2 separate regions of the Homo sapiens genome follow, and region 1 is linked to region 2. The links are chromatin contacts, found by Hi-C or POLR2A ChIA-PET in ENCODE. All regions are on one chromosome and are shown on one strand. The core of a region is the stretch at or near the end of the contact, and the rest is flanking DNA. Distances in the headings are between cores, read along the strand shown.

What was found. A loop is a pair of places that touch in the nucleus more often than their neighbours do. ChIA-PET counts read pairs that join two places held with the same protein, here RNA polymerase II (POLR2A). Pooled maps may share reads with other maps.
Region 1: a pooled map shows a loop between it and region 2 (2.5-fold over the local background). The contact joins two enhancer-like sites. A Hi-C loop is called at or near these places in 2 of 37 single-sample maps with no recorded cell type and 4 of 50 pooled maps. POLR2A ChIA-PET finds 5 or more read pairs at or near these places in 1 of 52 experiments (activated T-cell).

The regions. Positions count from the first base shown.
Region 1 is chr2:42,084,877-42,090,405 of GRCh38, reverse strand. All of the region lies in intron 1 of LOC105374531 (a long non-coding RNA gene), which reads left to right. Among named protein-coding and RNA genes, the nearest start is that of PKDCC, 40 kb to the right of the region's middle. RefSeq lists an enhancer at 3,797-3,856. Within about 2 kb of position 3,730, at least 2 of the 41 ENCODE cell types and tissues checked have a DNase peak (open chromatin) inside an H3K27ac peak, as active enhancers do.
Region 2 is chr2:41,713,651-41,720,056 of GRCh38, reverse strand. No RefSeq gene overlaps it. Among named protein-coding and RNA genes, the nearest start is that of LINC01913, 160 kb to the left of the region's middle. RefSeq lists an enhancer at 4,119-4,228. Within about 2 kb of position 4,221, at least 5 of the 41 ENCODE cell types and tissues checked have a DNase peak (open chromatin) inside an H3K27ac peak, as active enhancers do.

The sequences.
Region 1 (5,529 bases), core at 2,481-4,980, 370 kb before region 2:
ATATGAGAATGTCTGTGCCTGAGGCCTGCCTCCATGGCAGGACCTGAAGGTTCCTCGCCCACAGCACTTCAGCTGGGATTGTTTGATGAGCTTCTTCCCTTCTATTTTGGTCCTTAAAGTGCTTTCTCTGTCAATGGTATTAGCTTCGTCACCTTAAAACAGACACATGACATTCACTTTTATGTTTTTAGTTGTTTTTTATTACAGAAAGGGCGGTGAGTATGTGTGTGTTTCAACACAGCAGTTATTTATTAATTGACCAATTTTTCTTTTGCTGTGATTTATTTTATTTATTGGTATTAATAACTTAAGATCTTTCCACATATCTGGCCTATTTACAGTAAGTGTTCCCTAGGGAAGCTGACTGTTATCACCCATGGTAAGAATTGCGGGATACAAGGATGAAATATTGTGGGTCTTCTGGGAGGAACAGTGACCAAAAATTTGAGATCAGTGGTGAGGACACAATTGACTGAGAAAGGTGGAGAATGACGTTGTGGACAGTCTCTCTTGGCATTAACTGCTCTGGTGGGGGAGCACTTAACCCTGAGGTAGGGAAGGATCAAGATGCTGGGTACCAGTTGAAGGTGCTCCAGAAGATGCTTTTAAGGTGGAATGAGTGGGTAGTATTCTATGTCCTTCAACTTTGCCCCGGGGGGAAGATTTTAAAAGTCATTGAAGAGAAAGGGCTCTAGTGAAATTAAAAGAATCGGGCCACCCTTTGGAAAATTAATAGAGCCATAAATGCTAAGGGGTGCCTTTTCTCGACCGCGGCGGGCGTTGGTGGCAGGGCTGACTTGGGCCGCGCTGGGTGACAGTAGAGTGGTGGCGCGGGAGCGCGAGGAAATCCAGTGACTCCTGAGCTGCCCAGGATGTGGGCCGCCCGCTAGGGGGCAGCATTCTGCTGAAGAACACCCAGAGATGCTCCACCCTGGAGCATCTGGCCATGACAACTCATACATGGCCCATGACATACCCCCTGGCCATGACTACCTCAGAATTCCCAGATAGAATGGGTTAGGGGCCAGCAACAGTTAACTACTTTCAATGTTTTGGTAATTTCCTTCTAGTTTTTTTTTTACCTTTTTTTTTTTTTTTTTTAAATAAATAGATATGAATTTATTATGTATAAGATTTTGCGTTCTACTTTTGATACATATTTTCCCCCATGTCACAAAAAATTATTTGTGACTTTTTTTTTTTTTTTGAGACAGAATCTCACTCTGCTGCCGAGGCTGGAGTGCAGTGGCATGATCTCGGCTCACTGCAACCTCTGCATCCTGGGTTCAAGCAACTCTTCTGCCTCGGCCTCCTGAGTAGCTGGGACTACAGGTGTGGGCCACCATGCCCGGCTAATTTTTTTATTTTTAGTAGAGACAGGGTTTCACTGTGTTGGCCAGGCTGGTCTTGAACTCCTGACCTCAGGTGATCCACCTGCCTCGGCTTCCCAAAGCGCTTGGATTACAAGGCATGAGCCACCGCACCCGGCCTGTGACATCATTATTAATGACTGCCTACTTTTACATCATACCAATATAACATAATTCTCTGTTGAATGTTTGTGGATTCAATTTGTTTGCTATTGTAAATTATGCTAAAATGAAAATCTTTGTGCATAAATCTTTAAGATTATTTTGTAGTATAGATGTCTTCAGAACTACTAAATCCGTATGTATAAATATTTTTCAAGGTTTTTAAATATATTGTCAGATTGATTTTTAGTAGTTCTAACAATTTTCAGTGCTAGCAGCAATACATAAGGAGTGCTCATCTCTCCTAATATCTCTGGTTGTGACTAGTATCATAGGCAAAAATATATTTTCTAATTTGATAGTGTTAAATTAAGTTTGGCCTAGAGCCTGTCTTTTTTTTTTCTTCTTTTTTTTTTTGAGACGGAGTCTCACTCCATCACCCAGGCTGTAGTATGCAGTGGCGTGATCTCAGCTCACTGCAAACTCCGTCTCCCGAGTTCAAACGATTCTCGCGCTTCAGCCTCCCAAGTAGCCAAGACTACAGGTGCACACCACCATGCCCAGCTAATTTTTGTTTTATGGAATTACAGGTGCGTGCCACCATGCTTGGCTAATTTTTGTATTGTTAGTAGAGACAGGGTTTTGCTATGTTGGCCAGGCTGGTCTCTAACTCCTGACCTCAAGCGATCCGCCCACATTGGCCTTCCAAAGTGCTGGGATTACAGGCATGAGCCACTGTGCCTGGCCCTGGACCCTGTCTTTGTACATTGAGTTTCTATGTAATGATCTGTGACCTAACTTAGTAGGTACTAAAATCTAACTACTATACTTTTTCTAACAGATAGCTGGGTTTCAGCGAGTCACAAGCAGCTGAACTTCAGCCTATCATAGGTTGACAGCTGACCAGACCACGTCCAAATAAAGCAAATGCCTAGCTGTAATTAATCAAGCTATTTTTTTAAGTTACTTCCCTGTTCTAAAGTACTCACTGCCCACATTACAAAGGGAGCTCTCTGAACCTCTTCTGGTTCTGAGTGCTGCCTGATTAATGAATTGTTCTTTGCTAAAATAAGTTCTGTTAAATTTAATTTGTCAAAAGTTTTTCTTTTGACAATAAGTTAAAAAAATGTGTTAGGGGTCTGACTGGGGAGTAACAAGGCAGCTGCCATGCATCTGGGTTTGCTTAGTGAATGCAGTGTTTGTACTCAGCTGGCATGCTTCTATGAGATGGCCTTGGGGCACTGCCACTGTCCCCCACCCAAGTGACATAATGCAAATAAAACATGTTCCATAAAATATAAAGACAATTTAAATATACACTCCATTTATAGAGCAGCTGTGTTCCTGTGAAGCCGTCCTTTCAATGTTCAGTCCTCTTGTTAAGATGTCATATGCATATTGCTAGGTGAGGTAGTGAGGAGGGTGCTGATGCTGCTCCTGCTTTCAGGAGAGGACACAGGATAAGGAGCTCCATGGTGAGAGATGCTCCATTGGAATGTAGACCCCTTTGAGCTGGAGTTTTATTCACTGCTGATTTCCTTGTGGCTAGAAAGATGCCTGGCACACAGTAGGAGCATAACAAATATTTGTTGAATCAGTGAAACTGTAGTGACTCACATTGTAAAGCAATTCATCCTTTTATATTGCAGATTAAATCTCCATTTTCTCTGTTTTGTAAGCTTGATTTCAATGTTGGACTTGAAAAAAGTCTGGGCCCCATTGTCGTGTGAGCCAAGCGGTGTTTGCTTTCAAGGCAAGGACAGAGGAGAGAAAGAGGAGGAAAAAGTTAACTTCTGGGGAATATACTCATCTGCCAATGACAGGATATGATATAGAAACAAGTCTTTTGTCTCCAAAATCTCCATCAGTGCCCACCATCCAGAGCGGGTCAACTGGATTGACCAAAATAAAATCTCGGATGATGAGAAATTTCTCATATGTTAATTGTGGAATCAAAGCTTCATTTGTGGCTCCTGCTCCCACACTGGGCTGCTGCTTTTCAGGATGAGCATTTGGGTTCAAAGTTAGGAAGGAGTGAGGGTGCGCCCATGATGACCTGAGAGCTGACTGGAGGGACTGATGAAGGGGTAGTCCAGCACAGGGCCTGCATGGTCTCTGTTTTCTGAACTCTTGCTGCCTGACTTCCCGAGGCAGTGGGAGAAGATGGGACTGATTTCTGTGCAGCTGGGGCTGAAGGCTGGCTGACGGTCACCGGGCGGGTAGTCAGTGGAGGCTGCTAGAACTGGAGCAGAAGGAACTTTCTCTCAGTGTATTTCTCCAATTTGGCACCAGATGGCAACACCTCCCTTCAAATGAAACCAAAGTCTCCAGATTCAATAACAAAACCGTTACTTATTCTGAGGACATTGAGCAACCCTGCAGGATTTGGGTCTGGATTTGGGGAGGGGGCTTGACCACCTTGATGATCATGGAGCTAAGCTAGTTCTAGATCCTGTCTCCATCCATTCTTTCCATGAGTGATTATTGATTGAGAGCTTCCTATGTGCCCAGTCCTGGGCTGTGTGTTGGGGCGGGGAGGAGAATGGGGTACAGTAGTGAGCAACACCCATGCCTCCCTCCATGGCAACAGCCCCGACAGCTTTTACAGCCTAGTAAAGGAGATAGACATTAAGCAAATAAGTACAAAACAATGGACTCATTTCAATTGTGGGAAGTGTAATAGATGATAAATATGATACTATGAGACCATATCAACAGGAAGAATCTGATCTCATCTGAGCTGTCAGGAAAGGCTGCTCTGTCAATGGATTATCCTATCGACCCCCACCCCACACATACTTTGTTATATCTACCAACACACTCCCATTATATTCCCATTTTACGGCTGCTGGACCAACCCCAAAACATCCCATTATATCCCCAACAGGCAATCCCATCATAGCCTCCACTGCAGGTCTTAATTAAAGACCACATGCCGTCCTTCACACCTCATTCCTGGAACTTTTAACAAATGCCTTTACGATCCTTTCCCAATCTCCTCTGCAATCCCTGTTGCAAATCCCATGGCTCGCCCCATTGGAATATCCCACTGCAAACTCTCACAGAACCCTGGTCTTATTCACCTTTGCATTCCCTGTGCCTCCCACTGTACGTGACAGGTCATATGTTCTTGAAAATACTTGGCAAACCAATGACAGGACCTGTCAATACCCCAGCTCACATACTCTATCTCAGGCCTGTCATGGCTCCTATGGCACAGCCAAGGTCACAGCCCCCACACTGGAAAGGGTCAGGTCTCTGCTGCCCTTTTTCCTGTAGGAAATTCCTGAGAAGAAGATTGTGTACCTCTGGATCCTCCCTTCCCCTCATTGATCTCCATCAGCCTAGATAGGCTCCCAGAAGCTAGGTCCTGCCTGGGCAGTGGCCCGTCCTGAGGTCTGACTTGGTCCATGTCACCCCCATCCCAGAATCAGTGGAACACTCTTTGTGACCTCCTTGGAGTGTACCAGGCTCCTGATTATGGGCCTGCCAATGGGGCCTTTAGTAAGCAGCTTCCCCTCTCTCCTTCTCTGAAGGGCCAGAGAACTCAGAAGAAGACATCCTAGGGCAGGAAGAGACTGCAAGGGCATCATCTAATTCTTTTTTTGTTTGTTTGTTTTTTTAGACAGAGTCTCACTCTGTCACACAGGCTGCAGTGCAGTGATGCAATCTCAGCTCACTGCAACCTCTGTTTCCTGGGTTCAAGAGAATTCTCGAGCCTCAGCCTATCGAGTAGCTGGGATTACAGGTGCCTGCCACCATGCCTGGCTCATTTTTGTATTTTTAGTAGAGACGAGGTTTCACCATGTTGGCCAGGCTAGTCTCAAACTCCTAACCTCAAGCGATCTGCCTGCCTTGGCCTCCCTAAGTGGGAATTCATCTAATTCAACAACCCTCCTCCTTATTCTTCTTCCCCATCTTCTTCCCCTGCCTGCTCCTGTTTATCTGGTCTTTCTTTGGGGCATATAAAAGCACAGCCACCTCACTTAGCAGGCAAGGGCTGAAAGGAAGCACAAAGACCAAGTCTAACTCCTTCATCTAACAAGGGAGGAAACCA
Region 2 (6,406 bases), core at 2,972-5,471:
GATTTGGACGCTTCTGGTGAGGGGGGACGCATTACTTGAAGAGGCAGCATGCCCATTATGGCATTGCACATTTTATTATAAAAGTTGTAATTAACTACTGAATTCCATTCTTCACAGTGCAGTGTTATAGTGTGGGCAAAGGCACTGACGTGATCTGAAAGTAGGCCCCAGGGTAGAAATTAGAAGCTCTTTTGTGCATACCATGCACAGTCTTGTTGTTGGTACCAGGTTGTGCTGCCTCTGCTTTCTGCTAAGTGAATCCAGGGATATGATAGATTTGAGGAAATGGTCAGCATATATTTTAGTTTTTTTCCTAGATGTTCCAATTGGCCTTGGACTTGGCTGCAGCAGCATAGGTGAACATTGAGGATGCTGTTCCCTAAATTTAACTATAGAATGGGAGTTGTGGATAGGGGTGGGGACTGTCTGTCTGTGGTTGGACTTGACTTGGTACTAGGTAAGTTTAGTGTGTCCAGAACCTTATCTTCATCAGCTTTTTTTCTTTTTTTTGAGATAGGGTCTCGCTCTTCTGTCCAGGCTGGAGTACAGTGGCACATTCTTGGCTCACTGAAACCTCCACCCCCAGGGCTCAAGCCATACTCCCACCTCAGCCCACCAAGTAGCTGGGACTACAGGTATGTGTCACCATGCCCAATAATTTTTGAATTTTTTGTAGAGACAGGTTCTCACCATGTTGCCCGGGCTGGTCTCAAGTGACTGAGCTCAAGTGATCTGCCTGTCTTGGCCTCCCAAAGTGCTGGGATTACAGGTGTGAGCCACTGTGCCTGGCCTTCATCGGCTTTTAAAAAACTGCTTCCTGAGATGAGTTGAACCATAGATTGAGAGGTTTACTTTTCTCTCAGAATGTCATTAGCAAAGACTTTTCTTTTGTGCCATTGTCCCTGAGTTTTCTTCATAAGGTTAAAATAAACTATACACAGACAAATGGATTGTGGGATGAAACATTGAACTACTTTTATAAGTAATAAAAGGGAATCTGAGCACTTTACTATTGTGTAAATTCTATTAATTTAGTTTTTGTGTTAGAAACTTGCTAGATATTAATAAATTCCATTTCCTTTTCCTGGGCAAGAGGAAGACTGCAGTTCTCATTCTTTGCAGTTGGTTTGAGGCCATGTCACAAAACCCATTGTGCAATCTTTCACACTTGCTTTCCCTTTGTGTTGATGACGACAATGTCAAAAGATGCATGGAGACTTAATCCTTGGGTCATTTAAAATTCTTAATTATTCCATAATTATTTTTGTCATCAAAACCATTATAATTTAAGCAATTAAAAAATTCTCCATATTTCTTCACCTTATTAGTTATTTTAATTCTGTATGTGAAAGATGAAATAAGAAACATGGTAAGTTGGCAATTTTAAAATAATGACATAATTCTAAAGGAAATTACTTTAGACATGAGATAGAGGATAAGGGAGAAAGACTTAAAAATTTAATATTCAGAGGTTGGACAAATGAAACACTGACAAATAACCTTTCAAAGCTCATCTCAATGTGAATGTTTCTGAAACTTGATTATATGCCCCCATGTTAAAATCAATGCTTTTTTCAAATGCTACAACAAATGACTCCTGAAGGGTCCAGTTTGCTTTTCAATACAGCTTAAAATCAACGGGAAAATATTAGTGCAGTAAAGCATGTAGTATTGTAATAGAATTTTTCTCTCCATTTACCTCAGTGGCAATGCTTCAACAGAGTTGTATGAGCAGTCGTGATATGCAATATATTATTTTTATAAATCTTAATAAAAATACACTTTTTTATCAGCTTTTTCAAGATTGATATACTCTGGTCAATATGACACAAATCTTGTTGAAAAATTACAGGTAAAACACAAGATAAGCATGCAATCAATTTAAAGCACAGTTTGTCCTGGTGAACAGTTTGTAATGACTAATCTGTAGGAACCTTGATTACTCAGTTGAATTGAGGTACTAGCCTGGCATGGTACCAGGCTTCCTGTTCATGCATGTCCATCCACCCACCCAGTTGCTGCCTCTACTTCATAATACGCTCTCCCACATCTCTGCTTTAGCCTCACACTTTGAATATTCTTATTTTTGTGGATGCAACTGCTTTTTGTGTGAGCATATCTACAGCTTCATTAACCTTTATTCCTTTGAAACTCAGGTTCCTCCTTAGGTTTAATTTATGTCTTTCTGCTTTTGAATTTTCAAAGATGGGCTTGAATAACAATGGGAGCATTTGGGAAAATCTAATAATTATCCCAGCTTGGCCACTACCAAATTGCATAATTGCAAGCAAATTATCCTACGTTGCTGAATCTCTAACTTACTGTCAGGAACTGATGACAATTAACCACTATTTAACTCGAAATAGATGATTCATTTCGATATTTGTCCTTTAAAATGCTAGAAAAACCTATTATGGCTGATAAGAGGGCTATAAAAAACAGTGTGGCGTGGAGCTTTGCATCAGAAAAGCTGTGTGCATCTAGGCTCTGCCATTTATTGACATAAAATCTGAGACAAGTAGTTTCATCTCTGCATTTGTTTCTTCAAATATGGACTGGGGTAATTTTACTAATCACAGGGATGTTTTGCGAATGAGATGGGGTCATGTAAACAAGTGCCTAGCACAGTACTGCTCTGTAGAAAGGGCTCAGTAAAAACTTAAGTTGGAAAACATTAGGTACGAAACCCAAGTTCCCCTGCAAAGGGCATACAGCAGTGAAAAATGACAGTCCTATAAGTGTCAGCTGTCTGTTTGTTGATCCAGGGTAATTCAAAATTTATTCTGAATAATGAATTCTGATTTAATAATTCCTATTTTTTACTACTTTTTGTTTTAGAGATAGGGTCTCAGTGGCACAATCCTAGCTCACTGCAGCCTTGAACTCCTGGGCTCAAGCATCCTCCCACTGTAGCCTCCTGAGTAGCTGGGACTACAGGTGCACATCACCATGCCCAGCTAATTTTTATTTTTGTAGAGACAGGGTTTCGCTATGTTGCCCAGGGTGGTCTTGAACTCCTGGCCTCAAGTGATTATCCCACTTTGGCCTCCCAAAACTCTGGGATTACAGACATGAGCCACTGTGCCTGGCTTAATGCTTGTTATTTAATTAACTTTGAAAGTAAAGAAGGAAAAAAGGGGAGGGTTTTTAAAAAAAATTTACTTATTTTACTAATTACTTATAGTTCTGAAAGAAAACCAGTCAGTAAATCAAAAGTCCTGCCAATTCACTCCTTGCTCCAAACCTGCTAGAGTCCGTGGTATTTGGAATAAAATCTAGTCCTCACCAGGGCCCACAGAGCCCTCCCTCAGTTGCAGGCTGCCTCTGTGCCTCTCTGGCTCCGCTCTGCTCCTCACCTGCTCTTCTCAGCCCCACCTGCCTTCGTGCAGCTTTTGTATACTCTGAGTCCGTTCCCATCTGAAGCCCTGTGACACTGCCACCCTTTACTTGGAATGTTACTTACCTTCCTTACAGGTTTTTGCGTAGCTAGGTCCTTTCCATTCAGTGTCCCCTCCAATCACACTTTCTCAGTAAGAAATCTCTAAAATAGACACCTCTGCCCCTCACCCCGTCACCCTCTCTCTCATTAATCTACATATTTTTCTGATGAAATTATAAAAATATAAAAAGCATGTATTACTTAAAGTTATGTATATATTTGTTTACTTTTTATCTGTCTCTCCCACTAAAGGTAAGTTCTAAGAGAGCAGATGATGTCTTGTTCATTGCCATCCCTTGTCAAAGAGGAAAATACATGTTATTACATAATATATCTAATAACTACACACTATGTATTATAAATCAAGAAATATTACCTGGAGTACCGCTCCCTGGATCAGTGCTCAGCACCCGTAGGCATTCATAAATTTTTACTGCACGAATGCATTTTCTGTGTGGATTGACCTTCTTACTATTTTAGACATTGGGATACAGTGTTTAACATGTGAGAAAACAGTAAAAGGTCCAAATGTTAGGGACTCAGAGCTCTCTGCAACTGAGAGCTTGCTTAAGAAAATACTTTTAGGAGCATTGGTTTCCTTTTGGAAAAACAGGAAAAAGAGAAAGAGGTTATAGGAGGAAGATGTTGACTCAGGACCCCAGAATTGCTTTGGATGCCAAGGACCTTCTAGAAATTGGAAATGACATGATTTCTAGGACAATGTGGAAGATGTGACTATTGGGCCGTGGGGTGGAGAGAAAGGTCATTATAAGAGTCAGGACTGGAGACCAAGGCTGGGCCTGACAAAGATGAAACTGAAACTGAAATGAGACTGGGTGACTCTGTGTGTGTGGTTTTTTTTTTTTTTTTTTTTTTTTGAGACAGAGTGTCGCTCTGTCGCCCAGGCTGGAGTGCAGTGGCGGGATCTCGGCTCACTGCAAGCTCCGCCTCCCAGGTTCACGCCATTCTACTGCCTCAGCCTCCCGAGTAGCTGGGACTACAGGCGCCCGCCACTACGCCCGGCTAATTTTTTGTATTTTTAGTACAGACGGGGTTTCACCGTTTTAGCCGGGATGGTCTTGATCTCCTGACCTCGTGATCCGCCCGCCTCGGCCTCCCAAAGTGCTGGGATTACAGGTGTGAGCCACTGCACCTGGCCTGGGTGACTGTGTTTTGTTCGTGAAAGCTACTGACATGGGCCAGCCCACAAGGACGCTGAATGCTGCCAGGCTGACCTACAGGGTGGCCTCTGTGATTCTGTCCTGCACGTGGATGATGTCCATCACAGCCATATTCCCTCCCACCCCGTCTCCTGCCCTCTCATCACAATTATTATTATTATTATTTTTACCTTTATGGCCTTATTTGCTTTCTACATTTATGACATTTTAATCTTTTTAAATTTGCAAAGAAAGGTATGCTTAAGATAATGATTCAAATATTACAGAAGGGTTTCTGAGAAAAGCAACTGGCTCCAGTCCCGTGTAGCTTCTTCCCTCAGTTCTGGTTCCTGGAGGCCACTTCTTGTAACTACTTGTATTTTTAGTGCTGATGTTTAGTGCCAAAACTCTAGATTAGTCCTGTCCAATGGAAATCTAATGTGAGCCATATATACCATTTTAAATTACAGGCACACCAAAAAAGTAAAAGTACACATATAAAACGAATTTTAATAATATATTTAATTTAACCTAGTATATCCAATATATTATTTCAACACATAATATAAAGATTATTAATGAGATAGTTTTCATTTTTATGTTGTTTTTGAAATTGGTTGTATATTTTAAACTTGCAGCAGATGACAATTTAAGTGCCCAACACCCACATGTGATTGGTGGCCACTATATTGCACAGTGGCCCTCCAGGTAATATTTCTTGATTTATAATATATAGTGTGTAGTTATTTAGATATATATTATGTAATAACATGTATTTCGTCTTTGATAGGAAAAAAAGGTTGCTTACACACAGCTCTCTCCTCATGTTTTCTTTCTAATGCTTTTAGATATATACATGTATTTGTATTATACATAATTTATACTTATAATTTTAGTTCTTTTATTGGCTACTTTTATAACTTTATTTTTATTTATTTATTTATTTATTTATTTTTTTGAGGCGGAGTTTGACTCTTGTTGCCCAGGCTGGAGTGCAATGGCGTGATCTTGGCTTACTACAACCTCTGCCTCCAGATTCAAGAGATTCTCCTGTCTCAGCCTCCCAAGTAGCTGGGATTACAGGTGCCTGCCACAAAGCCTGGGTAATTTTTTGTATTTTTAGTAGAGACTGGGTTTCACCATGTTGGCCAGGCTGGTCTCGAACTCCTGACATCAGGTGATCCGCATGCCTCTGCCTCCCAAAGTGCTGGTATTACAGGTGCGAGCCACTGCACCCAGCCAGTTACTTTTATAACTTTAAATAATGTCCTTGAAGCTTTGTTTCTGGTTCTTTAGCTTCAATAATATCTCAATTATATGTCTTAACCCCTCATTTTAGGATGTTACCATTCCTACCACATTCTATACATTTCCTTCCTCTGTCTAAGTTCCATCTTCCATCAGCTCTGATTATATTGGACTCCAGTTGTAAATATTTATATTTGATTCTGCAACCATGTGTTTTAGCCTTTCTAAAAAATTAAATGTACATGGAGTGAGAGAACCTCTGTGTATTAATTTTGATTAATACAGATGGCAATCCAGACAACCATAACTTGATCTACACAGAGCTCAAGTCTAAACAGAGAAGGACTTCCCTTTCTACCAACCAGTAGATTATGTGGTCATGGTTTTTGATAATGGAATGAAATACCAGATACTAATTTGAACTGGGGCTTTTATTATTTTATGAGTCCATTCCTGGAGATTAAATATAGTAAGGAAGTAGATTCACATTTGATGTGTAAATGATTTTTCCTCCTTCTGAAAAGCTAACTCTTACGGATCAGGATTATTGTTCTGCAGA